Linked DNA regions of Homo sapiens: region 1 is linked to region 2. Evidence: chromatin contacts called from ENCODE Hi-C or POLR2A ChIA-PET data. All regions are on one chromosome and are shown on one strand. The core of a region is the stretch at or near the end of the contact, and the rest is flanking DNA. Distances in the headings are between cores, read along the strand shown. Region 1 holds the start of FLAD1 (flavin adenine dinucleotide synthetase 1). Region 2 holds the start of PMVK (phosphomevalonate kinase).

Evidence for each region. Hi-C counts contacts between places; a loop is a spot of excess contacts on that map. ChIA-PET counts read pairs that join two places held with the same protein, here RNA polymerase II (POLR2A). Pooled maps may share reads with other maps.
Region 1: a loop to region 2 is called in a map of B cell, with 8 times the contacts of the local background. The contact joins the promoter of FLAD1 here to the promoter of PMVK in region 2. A Hi-C loop is called at or near these places in 22 of 168 maps with a recorded cell type or tissue (B cell, CD4-positive, alpha-beta T cell, CD4-positive, alpha-beta memory T cell and 15 more), 27 of 37 single-sample maps with no recorded cell type and 31 of 50 pooled maps. POLR2A ChIA-PET finds 5 or more read pairs at or near these places in 42 of 52 experiments (A549, AG04449, AG04450 and 33 more).

The regions. Positions count from the first base shown.
Region 1 is chr1:154,981,892-154,988,880 of GRCh38, forward strand. FLAD1 (flavin adenine dinucleotide synthetase 1) reads left to right here and starts at 1,453. Exons shown (of 7, transcript NM_025207.5): 1 at 1,453-2,175; 2 at 6,214-6,958. The coding sequence starts at 1,804. RefSeq lists enhancers at 1-105, 706-1,303, 3,721-4,410 and a silencer at 1,186-1,365.
Region 2 is chr1:154,933,202-154,940,335 of GRCh38, forward strand. PMVK (phosphomevalonate kinase) reads right to left here and starts at 3,518. Exons shown (of 5, transcript NM_006556.4): 1 at 3,390-3,518. The coding sequence starts at 3,484. RefSeq lists a silencer at 2,968-3,067 and enhancers at 3,024-3,966, 3,788-3,987, 3,967-4,908.

The DNA.
Region 1 (6,989 bases), core at 203-2,702, 47 kb after region 2:
TCCGCCCGCCTCGGCCTCCCAAAGTGCTGGGATTACAGGCGTGAGTCACCGCGCCCGGCCTTTTTTTCTTTTTTTCAATTGAGAGAACTCAAGCAATCCTCCCTCCTCAGACTCCCAAAGTGCTGCGCCCGACCAAGGGTTTTGAAGAGTAAAATTTGGCAAGGTGTGGTTTACCAGTCCTACAAAGAATGAATTCGGCCCGGCGCGGTGGCTCACGCCTGTAATCACAGCACTTTGGGAGGCCGAGGCGGGCGGATCACGAGGTCAGGAGATCGAGACCATGCTGGCTAACACAGTGAAACCCCGTCTCTACTAAAAAAAAAATGAAAATAAAAAAATTTTTAAAAAAAAGCCGGGCATGGTGGCGGGCGCCTGTAGTCCCAGCTACTCGGGAGGCTGAGGCAGGAGAATGGCGTGAACCCGGGAGGCGGAGCTTGCAGTGAGCCGAGATCGCGCCACTGCACTCCAGCCTGGGTGACAGAGGGAGACTCCGTCTCAAAAAAACAAAGAATGAATTCGGGCCCTTACCATTCAAAATGTAGTCCATAGAGCAGTGGGATCACCATCACATGGGAACTAGCTAAATGCAGATCTCAGGCCCCACCCAAACCTACTGAATCAATCTGCATATGAAAAGATCCCCAGATTATTGTTGGAAAAAAGTTTAAGATGTACTTTTAGAACAAAGGCAACTGAAATGGGGGTAAGCTCGGATGATGTGAGGATCCAGAGTAAACATGTAAGGCACTCCCTATTCGCTGCCTCATTTGCACCTACAAGACCAATTACTGGGAAAGGTCATTTGAACTAAGCACCATCTGGAGCAAGGTGGAGGAAGAGAGGGTTTTTGGACTCTTTCTTGTCAAAGAGATTTAAGTAATTCGTTTTGTCTACTATACTAGAGATAAATTAAGGTTCCACACATCAAAAGCTCACCTACTCCAGGGTCTTCATATCCGACAGACAGTGGTAATAATCTTTCTCGGTGTCCCTCCAACTTCCTTCTGCTATAAATAAGATGCTTTCTCACTCCAGTAAAAGCCCTTAGCCTAGTGTTAGAGTCACGGTGAATGAAAACAGCTTAAACCATGGCTAACTGACCCATTAAACAAAACAAAACAAAGCAACACATGCATAACAATTATTTGAATCCAGCACCAGAAACTCCCCGAGGGCCTTACAGCACCTTTAACTACGGCTCCTTTCCCGCCCTAAACTCCCGAGGTCCCGCCCCCGACCGTGGGCTAAGGTCCGGCCCCCGTATTTCCGGGCGAGAAGTGACCACGTGGTTGTCGCCTATAACAATCCGGCCCTGCTCCCATCCACTGGCTAAAGCCTGAGAGCGACAGTTGAATACACCAATGGGACCCTGGAAGAGTCTAAGCGACAGCCAAAATCACCATTCAATGTCAGCTAGGTGCAAGGCGGGACTTTAAGTACGGAAGCTGCCCCGGGACATGAGGAAAGGAACAAGGGAAAGAGCCGGTGAAGGGGCAGAACAGGCAGGTGAGAGTCTAAGAGGGCTCAGTAATCTGAAGCTTGGTGGGAAGAAGGGATTCTGGGCTAGAAAGGGTGCAGAAGCCTGAAGTAGAAAGAGACGGGATTTTGGTCCGGGGTGGAGAGCGAATGCATTGAAAAGGGCCAAGGCCCAGGATAAGGTAGACATTTAAAGGGGTACGGATGCCCAAGGTAGAGCAGACACTTGAGGAGACCAGCTCAGCAAACGGAAGACACTTAAAGTGGTAGGTTCTCAAGAGAGAAGAAGTTTTTAAGACTAGAGCTAAGCAAGACATTTAAAAGGACATGGGTTGGGATTTGGGAACACGTTTATTCCAGAGGCAGGAACAAAGGAGTCGCTTGTCAAGGATCTGGTTAGAGAAGACTAGGGTCTTCCTCGAAGGAAGCACGCGCACGCCTGCTCTCCCCCATTGTCTTTTCTGGCTTCTCCAGGTTCCCTCGACCCAGGACCCCCTGTTCCCAGGCTATGGCCCCCAGTGCCCTGTAGACCTGGCAGGCCCCCCGTGCTTGCGACCCCTATTTGGGGGTCTGGGTGGCTACTGGAGGGCCTTGCAGAGGGGCAGAGAAGGCAGGACCATGACATCTAGGGCCTCTGAACTTTCTCCGGGGCGCAGCGTGACGGCTGGCATCATCATTGTTGGAGATGAGATCCTTAAGGTGTGTCTGGGACAGAAAAGGGGGGAGGGCGCTGCGTTCTCCTGTCCTTAAGGGCCTGCTGCACATCCCTCCATGGAAGGAGGTGAAACAGGGTGGGAGCCTCTTTGCTGCAGTAGGATCCTGGAGTGAATCCAGCATATTGGAGGAAAATTAACCCTCATTCTTTCAATTACTCTACTGAAAAACTTGTAGCAAAGTCCCTACAATTTTTCAACCTGAGAGAGCTGATTGAAAAAAAGAAAAATAAAAAGGTCATTGCAATTTACCAAGCAGTATGGTAGAGGGCAGAGGAGCTACACAACAATGACAGGAAGCCCCTCGAGTAGAGGAGGTACAGGTGTGTGTATTGTATATTTAAGAGTTTTGGCCGGGTGCGGTGGCTCACGCATGTAATCCCAGCACTTTGGGAGGCCGAGGCGGGTGGATCACGAGTTCAGGAGTTCGAGACCAGCCTCAACATGGAGAAACCCCATCTCTACTAAAAATACAAAATTAGCCAGGCGTGGTGGTGCATGCCTGTAATCCCAGCTACTTGGCAGGCTGAGGCAGGAGAATTGCTTGAACGTGGGAGGCGGAGGTTGCAGTGAGCTGAGATCGTGCCATTGCACTCCAGCCTGGGCAACAAGAGCGAAACTCCGTCTCAAAAAAAAAAAAAAAAAAAAGAGTTTTACCCAGCCTTTTTGGAAATGACTCAAGGTACTCAGCGTAGTGGATAAGTGAGCTAGAAGGAAGGTACTAGAAGGGATGAATCCCCTCCGAATGATCAGGAAAGTCTTACTAGAGGACATAACAGATGACACGGGTTTTTTTGTTTTTGAGACAAGATTTTGCTCTGTCACCTAGGCTGGAGTGCAGTGGCACAGTCACAGCTCACTGAAGCCTCCATCTTCCAGGCTCAAGCAGTCCTCCTGCCTCAGCATCTGGAGTTGCTGTGACTACAGGTGTTAGCCGCCACACCTGGCTAATTTTTTTTTTTTTTTTTTTTTTTTTTTTTTTTTCAGAAACGGTCTCACTATGTTGCCCAGGCTGGTCTCAAACTCCTGGGCTCAAGCAATCCTCCCACACCTTGCTGGGATTATAGGCATGAACCACTGAGCTTGGCCAAATGTCAAGTTTTAATAATAATCTTTTTTAATATTCTTTGTAAATTTGTGTTTTTTTTGTTTTTTTTGTTTTTTTTTTTTAGATAGTCTCACTCTGTTGCCCAGGCTGGAGTGCATTGGTGGGATCTCAGCTGACTGCACCTCCACCTCTCGCGTTCAAGCAGTTCTCATGCCTCAGCCACCCGAGTAGTTGGGATTACAGGCATGAGCCACTGCACTCAGCCTTAATAGACCCTTTTTTTTTTTTTAGACAGAGTCTTGTTCTGTTGCCCAGGTTGGAGTGCAGTGGCGTGATCAATTTTGGCTCACTGCAACCTCCACCTCCCAGGTTCAAGCAATTCTCCTGTCTCAGCCTCCCAAGTGGCTGGGACTACAGGCATGTGCCACCACACCTGGCTAATTTTTGTATTTTTAGTAGGGACGGATGGGGTTTCGCCATGTTGGCCAGGCTGGTCTCGAACTCCTGACCTCAAGTGATCCACCCACCTCAGCCTCCCAAAATGTTGGGATTACAGGCGTGAGCCACCTCACCTGGCCCTGACCCCAATTTTTTTTTTTTTTTTTTTTTTTTTTGAGACAGAGTTTCACTTTTGTTGCCCAGGCTGGAGTGCAATGGCTCGATCTTGGCTCACCGTAACCTCCGCCTCCTGGGTTCAAGCGACTCTCCTGCCTCAGCTTCCCGAGTAGCTGGGATTACAAGCATGGGCCACCACGCCCGGTTAATTTTTGTATTTTTAGTAGAGACGGGGTTTCTCCATGTTGGTCAGGCTGGTCTCGAACTCCTGACCTCAGGTGATCCACCCGCTTCAGCCTCCCAAAGTGCTGGGAGGCATGAGCCACTGCGCCCGGCTGTGTGTGTGTGTGTGTGTGTGTGTGTGTGTGTGTGTGACGGAGTTTCGCTCCTGCTGCTCACGCTGGAGCGCAAATGGCGCAATCTCAGCTCACTGCAACCTCTGCCTCCTAGGTTCAGGCAATTATCTCACCTCAGTCTCCCGAGTAGCTGAGATTACAGGCACCCGCCACCACGCCTGGCTAATTTTTGTGGGGTTTTTGTTTGTTTGTTTTGAGACGGAGTCTCGCTCTGTCACCCAGGCTGGAGTGCAGTGGCGCGGTCTCGGCTCACTGCAAGCTCCGCCTCCCGGGTTCACGCCATTCTCCTGCCTCAGCCTCCCGAGTAGCTGGGACTACAGGCGCCCGCCACCACGACTGGCTAATTTTTTGTATTTTTAGTAGAGACAGAGTTTCACCATTTTGGCCAGGCTGGTGACCCCTATATTTTAAGTGCCTACTAGAGTCTGGTAGTGTCCTATACATCACATATATGTGATTTTACTAATCTTCACAACAACCCCACACAAAAATCCCACGAAGTTGGCACTTTTTTTCTTCTTTAAAATTTTATTTTTCTGTGTGCATTTGTTTTATAAACGGGGTTCTCGCTATGTTAAACAGGCCAGCCTCAAGCAATTCTCCCACATCAGCCTCCCAAAGTGATGGGATTACAGGCATGAGCAACCTTGCCCAGCCCCCCACCCTTTTTTTTTTTTTTTTTTTTTTGAGACAAAGTCTCACTGTCGCCTAGGCTAGAGCTAATTTTTTGTATTTTTTTGTAGAGACAGGGTTTCACCATGTTGCCCAGGCTGGTCTCAAACTCCTAGGCTCAAGCAATCCTCCCACCTCAGCCTCCAAAAATGCTGGGATTACAGGCGTGAGCCACCACACCTGGTCGGCAAAAAATCCCAATTGATGAAACTGGGGGTCAGAGAGGTTGAGAAACCTGCCCAGGGTTACATACCTAGGAAGTTGTAGAGATGGGATTCCAGCCTAATGCCTGATGCTCCCTTACTCCAAAACACAGACCCTTTTTTTTTTTTCCTTTGGTGACAGGGTCCCTGTCACCCAGGCTGGAGTACAGTGGCATGATCTCGGCTCACTGCAGTCTCTGCCTCCCAGGCTCAAGCAGCCCACCCACTTCAGCCTCCCAAGTAGCTGGGACTACAGGCATGCGCCACCACGCCCCGCTAATTTTTGTATTTTTTTGTAGAGATGGGGTTTTACCATACTGTGCCGGTTGGTCTCGAACTTCTGAGCTCAAGCGAGCCACCCCACTCCACCTCCCAAAGGGCTGGAATTACAGGCATGAGCCACCATGCCCGGCCATCAGAACACAGACCCTTAACCACTAAACCCTTTGTAGACAATTAGAGGGAGATGGGGCTGGAAAAGAAGATAGGGTATACGCCACAGACAGCCCCAAATACTCTGCAAAGGAATTTGAACTTTCTTCTGTATACAGTTGGAAACAACAAATGGCTTTTGAGTCCAAGAGTGATGCAATCACAGTGACGCATTAAAACGGTTACTCCGGAGACATCAGAGCACTGTGGCTGGAGGCTGGGAGCCTGGCCAGGAAGCTGTCGCCATTGTCCAGGTGAAAGGTGCTAAGGACCTGCTTGGTGGCAGTGGGGACAGAAAGAAGAAAGCAGGCCAGGCGTGGTGGCTCACACCTATAATTCCAGCACTTTGGGAGGCTGAGGCAGGAGGATCACTTGAGACCAGGAATTCAACACCAGCCTGGGCAACATGGCAAGACCCCATTTCTACAAAAAAAATTTAAAATGAGCTGAATGTGGTGGCACGCGCCTGTAGTCCCAGCTACTCGGAAGGCTGGGGTGGCCCTTGAAGCCAGGAGGTTGAGGCTGCAGTGAACTGTGACTGAGCCACTATACTCCAGCCTGGGTGACAGAGACCCAGCTTTAAAACCAAACAAATGGATTTTCCCACTCTTGTGTCCAGTCCAGGCCCCTCAGCAGCCTGAGGTGGTGTCCTTCAAAGAGCAGAGCACTGCATCATCAGGTGGATGCAGCCATCATCTTCAACCCCTCCCCTTCATCCCTACAGTACTGATGGCCTCATCTTCCCCTTCAACCCCCAGGGACACACTCAGGACACCAACACCTTCTTTCTGTGCCGGACACTGCGCTCCCTAGGGGTCCAGGTTTGCCGAGTCTCAGTTGTACCTGATGAGGTAGCCACCATTGCAGCTGAGGTCACTTCTTTCTCCAACCGCTTCACCCATGTCCTCACAGCAGGGGGCATCGGCCCCACTCATGATGATGTGACCTTTGAGGCAGTGGCACAGGCCTTTGGAGATGAGCTGAAGCCACACCCCAAGTTGGAAGCAGCCACCAAAGCCCTAGGAGGGGAAGGCTGGGAGAAGCTATCATTGGTGCCCTCCTCTGCCCGCCTGCATTATGGCACAGATCCTTGCACTGGTCAACCTTTCAGATTCCCTCTGGTCTCCGTCCGAAACGTCTACCTCTTCCCAGGCATTCCAGAGCTGCTGCGGCGGGTGCTGGAGGGGATGAAGGGACTATTCCAAAACCCAGCTGTTCAGTTCCACTCAAAGGAGCTATATGTGGCTGCTGATGAAGCCTCCATCGCCCCCATTCTGGCTGAGGCCCAGGCCCACTTTGGACGTAGGCTTGGCCTGGGTTCCTACCCTGACTGGGGCAGCAACTACTATCAGGTGAAGCTGACTCTAGACTCAGAGGAAGAAGGACCCCTGGAGGAATGCTTGGCCTACCTGACTGCCCGTTTGCCCCAGGGATCGCTGGTCCCCTACATGCCCAACGCTGTGGAGCAGGCCAGTGAGGCTGTATACAAACTCGCTGAATCAGGTAGGGACCTTATGGAGGAGGGGCATTATGC
Region 2 (7,134 bases), core at 2,268-4,767:
AGGCAGCAGATCACCTGAGGTCAGGAGTTTGAGACCAGCCTGACCAACACGGTGAAACCCTGTCTCTACTAAAAGCATAAAATTAGCCGGACATGATGGCGCATGCCTGTAATCCCAGCTACTCGGGAGGCTGAGGCAGGAGAATCACCTGAACCCAGGAGGTGGAAGTTGCAGTGAGCCGAGATCGCCCCATTGCACTCCAGCCTGGGCAACAAGAGTGAAAATCCATCTCAAAAATGAAAATAAAAATAAAAATAACTCATTCGTTATTTAATTTACTTAACCAACCTTTTTTTTTTTTTTTTTTTTTGAGACGGAGTCTTGCTCCACCACCCAGGCTGGAGTGCAATGGCGCGATCTCGGCTCACTGCAATCTCCGCCTCCCAGGTTTGAGCGATTCTCCTGCCTCGGCCTCCCAAGTAGCTGGGATTACAGGCGCCCGCCACTACACCCGGCTAATTTTTGTATTTTTAGTACAGACGGGGTTTTGCCATGTTGGCCAGGCTGGTCTCAAACTCCTGATCTCGTGATCCGCCCGCCTCAGCCTCGCAAAGTGCTGGGATTACAGACGTGAGCCACCGCACACGGCCCTTCTTTTTTTCTCTTTTTTGAGACAGAGTCTCACTCTGTCGTCCAGGCTGGAGTACAGTGGCACCATCTCGTCTCACCACAACCTCTGCCTCCTGGCTTAACCAACCATTTATTGGGTACCATATTTGGATCTAGGTGATACAAATGTGAATGATACATGCTTCCTGTCCTAGCCTTGAGATGCTCACAATACACTTAACGCACAGGAAGATAAGTGCTGTTTTTGAGACTGAGTCTCACTCTGTAGCCCAGGCTGGAATGCAGTGGTGCAATCTCAGGTCACTGCAACCTGCACCTCCTGGGTTTAAGCTATTCTCCTGCCTCAGCCTCCCAAGTAACTGGGACTACAGGCCGGCGCCACCACGTCCCACTAATTTTTGTATTTTTAGTAGAGAAGGGTTTTACCATGTTGGTCAGGCTGGTCTCGAACTCCTGAGCTCAAGTGATCCACCCTTCTCGGCCTCTCAAAGTGCTAGGATTACAGGCGTGAGCCACTGCGCCCAACGATAAGTGTTCTTTGTTTTGTTTTGGTTTGGTTTTTTAAGAGTCAGGGTCTTGCTGTCACCCAGGCTAGAGTGCAGTGGTATGATCACAGCTCACTACAATCTTGAACTCCTGGGCTCAGGCAATCCTCGCACCTCAGCCTCCTGAGTATCTGGGATTACTGGCATGCACCACCATACCCAGCTAATTTTTTTTATCTTTTGTAGAGAGGGGGTCTCACTATGTTGCCCTGGCTGTAAGTGTTCTTATTTTCATGTTTCAGATGAGGAAGCTGAGGTTGTGAAAGGAGGATTGACTCCCCCAAAGCAACACTGCAAGTAGTGAAGCCAAGATTGGTAAAATAAATATAGCCAACATTTAGTTCCTGCACCTCTGCTAGGTGCCAATAATTATTCTAAGCCCTTCACACACATTATCTCATTTAATCCCCACAACCACCCTATTATCATCCCCATTTTACAGATGACAAAACTGAGACGCAGGCCAGGTGCGGTGGTGGTTCACGTCTGTAATCCCAGCACTCTGGGAGGCCGAGGCAGGCAGATCACCTGAGGTCAGGAGTTCCAGACCAGCCTGGCCAACATGGTGAAACCTGTCTCTACTAAAAATACAAAAGTTAGCTGGGCATGGTGGCACACACCTGTAATCCCAGCTACTCGGGAGGCTGAGACAGGAAAATCGCTTGAACCCAGGAGACAGAGGTTGCGGTGAGCCGCAACCTGGGTGCGCTCCAGCCTGGGTGACAGAGCAAGACTCCGTCTCAAAAAAAAAAAAAAAAAAAAAAAAAAAACATGAGGCACAGAGTGAATGACAGATGTGTACAAGATCACACACTAATCAACAGTGAGCCAGGGTTTGCATCCCAGCAGTCTAATTCCAGAGCCTGTGCTTCGGACCACTATTTGACGTCAGGGTTTGGAGGTGAGGAGAAATGCAACTTAGGAAAAGGTGGTGAGATACTTAGTGATGAAAAATTCAGGTGGTGACCTCTGCTCTGGGCTCTCCCACACCTTCATAGAACCCCCGTGGTACCCAAAAGCAGCTTCCTGGTACCCCCACCACACTGGCCTTCAAGAGGAGAGGAGCCCCACTTTCTCCCCAACCTCTGCTCTCCTAGCCCAGGTCTCAGCAAAATGCTCCTGCACAGAAGATCTTGCTTTGACAGAAAACACTGTGCAAAAGGTATTATTATTTGGGGAGGCAGCCAGATAAAACAGAAAGAAACCAGTCCTTGGCGCAAGATAAAGTTGAATTTGTTTGGGTTTTTTTTCTTTTTGTTTCAATTATATATTAATTGCTGAGATGCCCATCATGAACCACAAAGCTGAATTTGAATCCTGGATTTGCCACTTACTTTGTGACCAGCAAGGGTTTTTTGTTGTTAACTTCGTATGTTATTTTATTTTATTTTACTTCGAGACAGGGTCTCAGGCTCTGCTGCAAGGACTGGAGGACAGTAGCATGATTACAATTCACTGTAGCCCCCAGGTTCAAGCGATCCTCCCACCTCAGCCTCCTGAGTAGCTTGGACTAGAGGTGCTCGCCATCGCACTAGGCTAACTTTTCCATTTTTTTGTAGAGACTAGGGTCTTACTGTGTTGCCCAGGCTGGTCTCCACTACTGGGCTCTCAAGCCATCCTCGCACCTCTGTCTCCCAAAGTGCTGGGGTGACAGACATGACCACCACACCCGGCCTGTTTAACTTTTTAAGAGCCTCAGTTTCTTCACCTGTGAAATGGAGATGCTAATAATGGCACACAGTACCTAACAAAGAGGTGAAGAGGGTTTTTTGTTTTGTTTTTTTAAGACAGGGTCTCGCTCTGTCGCCCAGGCTGGAGTGCAGTGGCCAATCTCGCCTCACTGCAACCTCCGCCTCCCGGGCTCAAGCGATTCTTCTACCTCAGGCTCCTGAATAGCTGGGACCACAGGCACGCGTCACCACGCCCAGCTACTTTTTGGATTTTTCGTAGAGGCGGGGTCTCGCCATGTTGCCCAGGCTGGTATCCAACGCCTGGTATATAGAAAGTGCCTTCGTAGGAACCATTATTAATGCTTCTCAGAGAGACCTGCAGCTGAAGGTCTTTGGAGAGGTGGTCACCTGCTTCTTTGAGGCTCGCCTGTGTAGACTACTGTTTTATGTAATGGTGGCATTCCACCTTCCCCAGCCCAGTGCTCCTCCTGCCTTGCAAACGGACGACCCGTACTCCAAAGCTCACTCCGTGACACCCAAAAGCACTCCTCGTGTCACGTGATGCGGAGAGCTCCCCCTTCCACCTTTCCCGCCTCACGGACACCTGCTCTGCAGCGCCTCGGTCACGAAGTCCTTCCCGGATTTCCTCTTGCCGCTGAACAGCAGTACCAGCCGCGGGGCGCCTCCCAGCGGGGCCATGGGGCCGCCACGCCTCGCGATGCCTGAAGCTGACACTTCTCCCTACCCCTAAAATCGGGACACCGCGCGGAATGGACGCGGCCACTAAGCGGAGCGGCAACAAGGAACAATCGCGCCCCTCCTCGCCGTAGCTGCGAACAGGGCTGACCGCCCGCGACCGTGCCCTCAGCTCATGTCCAAACAGATATGGGGAGAAAAGGGTGAGACACGCGGAGAGAAAGGCGGTTCCTTCACAGAGCAGCCTCCCCTCGTGAAGCTCCCCCACCCGAACTCACTTAGAACAGTCCAGCCCCGCCCAGAACCTTCGCTCACAGCCTGGCCTGCTTAACTGACACCCGGGGAGGAACCGGACGCGACTACCTTCCTCCGAGGGGGGTGACGTCTGAAATTTCCTGAGGTGAACCCCATGTTCCCTTCCGCGCAGCCCTAAAACTTTAGGAAAAAAAATCTCTGGAGTGAGATCACGTTGGAGACGTTTTGGAAACTGCCCTTTTGCCTGTGCGTTATAGTACATGTGCCACAGCAAATCTGCGCGCGCCCCAGAGTGGGAATGGGTCTTCCTGGGGGCGTAAGGCAGCCCTGACGCGAGCGGCGTGTCTGGCCACGTCATGTCGGGGGAGGAGCAGAATCGCGCACACGATATTTCATTGTCAAGCAGATTTTATAACCCGAGACGTCACTAAGATGTGGCCCTTTAAGCCCGGCGAGAAACCTTTGATTGCTTTTCTAGCCGCAGCCTCCGGCCCAAAGGTTTTCGGAAGCAAACGGCGTGGGTGACATCAATAGTAAGGGAGCGTTGAATCCCTAGATGAGATTGCCTGGTTTCATCCGAAGTCTGGCTCCCAGCCAGAAGTTTGAGAGGCAGGATAAGAATAATCTGTCCTTTCCCTGCATCCCCGGTTCTGCCTCTTCCCGCAGTAGGTGACGGGTTGCCCCAGCTGAGTACGTCGAGTTGTTTTTGGCTATGACTTGCCGTCCTGCATTTTTCTGAGCATGTCAGAACAGAGCCTGCAACTCATTACTGCCTCCACTAGAGAAAAAGTGTAGTGTGGAGACTTAGGGAGAAACCATTAATTTCCTGAATGTTGAAAAGAGGCACAGGAGAGTGGTCAGATGCAAAAAGAACAGACTTAAGGAGGTGGTTTTTTGTTTTTTGGGGTTTTTTTTGTTTTTTTTCAGCAACCCAGAAAACACTGCACTCATCAACGCCCTAGAAGGCAGCACAGAGTGGATTTTCAGTCCCAGCTTGGACACTTAGCAAGTCACTCTGAGTTTACCACTGATAAGGCCCACTTCCCAGGGTTATAATAAGAAAGGAATGAAGAAAATATATGACAAGGTACAATAAAATACTTTGTAAGTTCTCAAGTATCATCCAGATGTAAGGGGTTGTTATTTATTCTTAGCACTTCGTCATTCAACACAGAATCAGATTTTCCAGCTCATCTTCAATAAACATGTATTTGGGCCTCCACGGAAAGTCCACATCTCCTGTTTTACCTGAGTCACATGGAAGGAGTCAGAACTTACTCCCGGAGTCTCTTTCCTCACCTGACCCAATGCACGCCCCTTACCTCCCTCTCTGACTCTGAGATCCAGCTCCCTGAATACCTAGTGAGCGATCAGAAAACTTCCCCCAGGCTCACGCCTGTAATCTCCGCACTTTGGGAGGCCAAGGCGGATCACCTGAGGGCAGGAGTTCGAGACCAGCCTGGCCAGCATGGTGAAACCCCATCTCTACTAAAAATACAAAAATTAGCTGGATAGCTGGACGTGGTGGCGGGCACCTGCAATCCAGCTACTCAGGAGGCTGAGGCATGAGAACACTTGAACCTGGGAGGCAGAGGTTGCAGTGAGCCAAGATTGTACCACTGCGCTCCAGCCTGGACAACAGAAAAAGACTCCGTCTCAAAAAATAAAAAAAAACTTCCCCCATACTAGGCTTCCTAGTATGCCTCAACTGAACTCCACTGTCCCTTACTGGTGTCTCAAGTGGAGGCTTTAGTCTCCCAGCCCTCATCCCTCAGCATCCGCTTTGAGTCTATGGCCTCCCTTCCTCCCCATTTTAATTTCCACACCATTACTCATCCTGCCTCTTGGAAAACTATGGTTCCTCTAAGGCTCATGCCACCTGCCTGCGCTACCCTCCTGCTTTCCTCAGTACTGGCAGCCCAGCAATCCTGGTGGTTCATTTTCATTTTCTTTTGTTTCTTTATGCAGACGGGGTCTTGCTATGTTGGCCAGGCTAGTCTGGAATTCCTGGGCTCAAGCAGTCCTCTCTGGCCTCAGCCTCCAAAAGTGCCGGGATTACCAGTGTAAGCCACTGCACCCAGCCTCATTCTCATTTTCTGAGACTCAGCCACTGGCTCCCAGTCTCCTTTTCTACAGAGTTGCTGTCATCATCCTCGGTGACATCACGGTCATGGCCAGCCCATCCAACACCCCGCTGCTCAATCCCTTGGCCCTGGCTGTTCAAAGCCTTTTCCCCCCTCTCCTCCTCAGAGGCCAGCTCCTATGGACACACCCTGGGCTTTGTCATCACCAGAAGCTGCTCAACCTGCAAACTCACATGCTCATCCACCCAACCCTCCAAGGTCACTTGCTCAAATACTCCCCAAAGTAGCACTTCCCTCCCAAGTCCACTAGCTGGTGGAACTGGTTACATTATATAACATGCTCTGCCTGCCTTCCACAACCCAGGGGAAAAAAGTTAAATGTGGCCCGGTGCAGTGGCTCATGCCTGTAATCCCAGCACTTTGGAAGGCCGAGGCGGGCAGATCACGAGGTCAGGAGATCGAGACCATCCTGGGTAACACGGTGAAACCCCATTTCTACTAAAAATACAAAAAAAAAAAAACAAAACAGCCAAGCGTGGTGGCAGGCACCTGTAGTCCCAGCTACACTCGGGAGGCTGAGGCAGGAGAATGGCGTGAACCCAGGAGGTGGAGCTTGCAGTGAGCGGAGATCAGAGATCACGCCACTGCACTCCAGCCTGAACAACAGAGCGAGACTCCATCTCAAAAAAAAAAAAAAAAAAGAAAGAAAAGTTAATGATCCACCTAGATGACAGCCATGGCTTGTTTCTTTTCTTTTTTTGAGACAGGGTCTCACTCTGTGCCCAGGCTGGAAGTGCAGTGGCGGATCATAAGCTCACTGCAGCCTTGATGTCCTGGGCTCAAGCAATCCTTCCACCTTCAGCCTGCTGAGTAGCTGGGACTACAGGTGTGTGCCACCATGCTGAGTTAAACTTTTTTTTTTTTTTTTAATTTTTAGTAGAGATAAGGTCTTGCTATGTTTCCCAGGCTGGTCTCGAACTCCTGGCCTCAAGCCAACCTCCCATCTCAGCCTCCCAAAGTGCTGGAATTACAGGCATGAGCCACAGCGCCCAGCCAGCCTGTTCCTTTGCTGGCCTCATGCCACTATTTCTGGACTAGTCCTGTCATTCCAGATGAGCAAGCATTGATGGCCAGCCTGTTTGACCCATGGGCAATGGACCTTCCAAAGGGAGCTATCTAGCACTTTCCTCTCCACAGCATGTGGCTTCAGGTGTCTGCCTATCCTGCTCTAGCCAGATGACCTGTCCCTTTGATTTTGAACAGAGTCTCAGTGATGACCTCAATGGATGACCCTCCCCTCTGCTGAATGCCTCC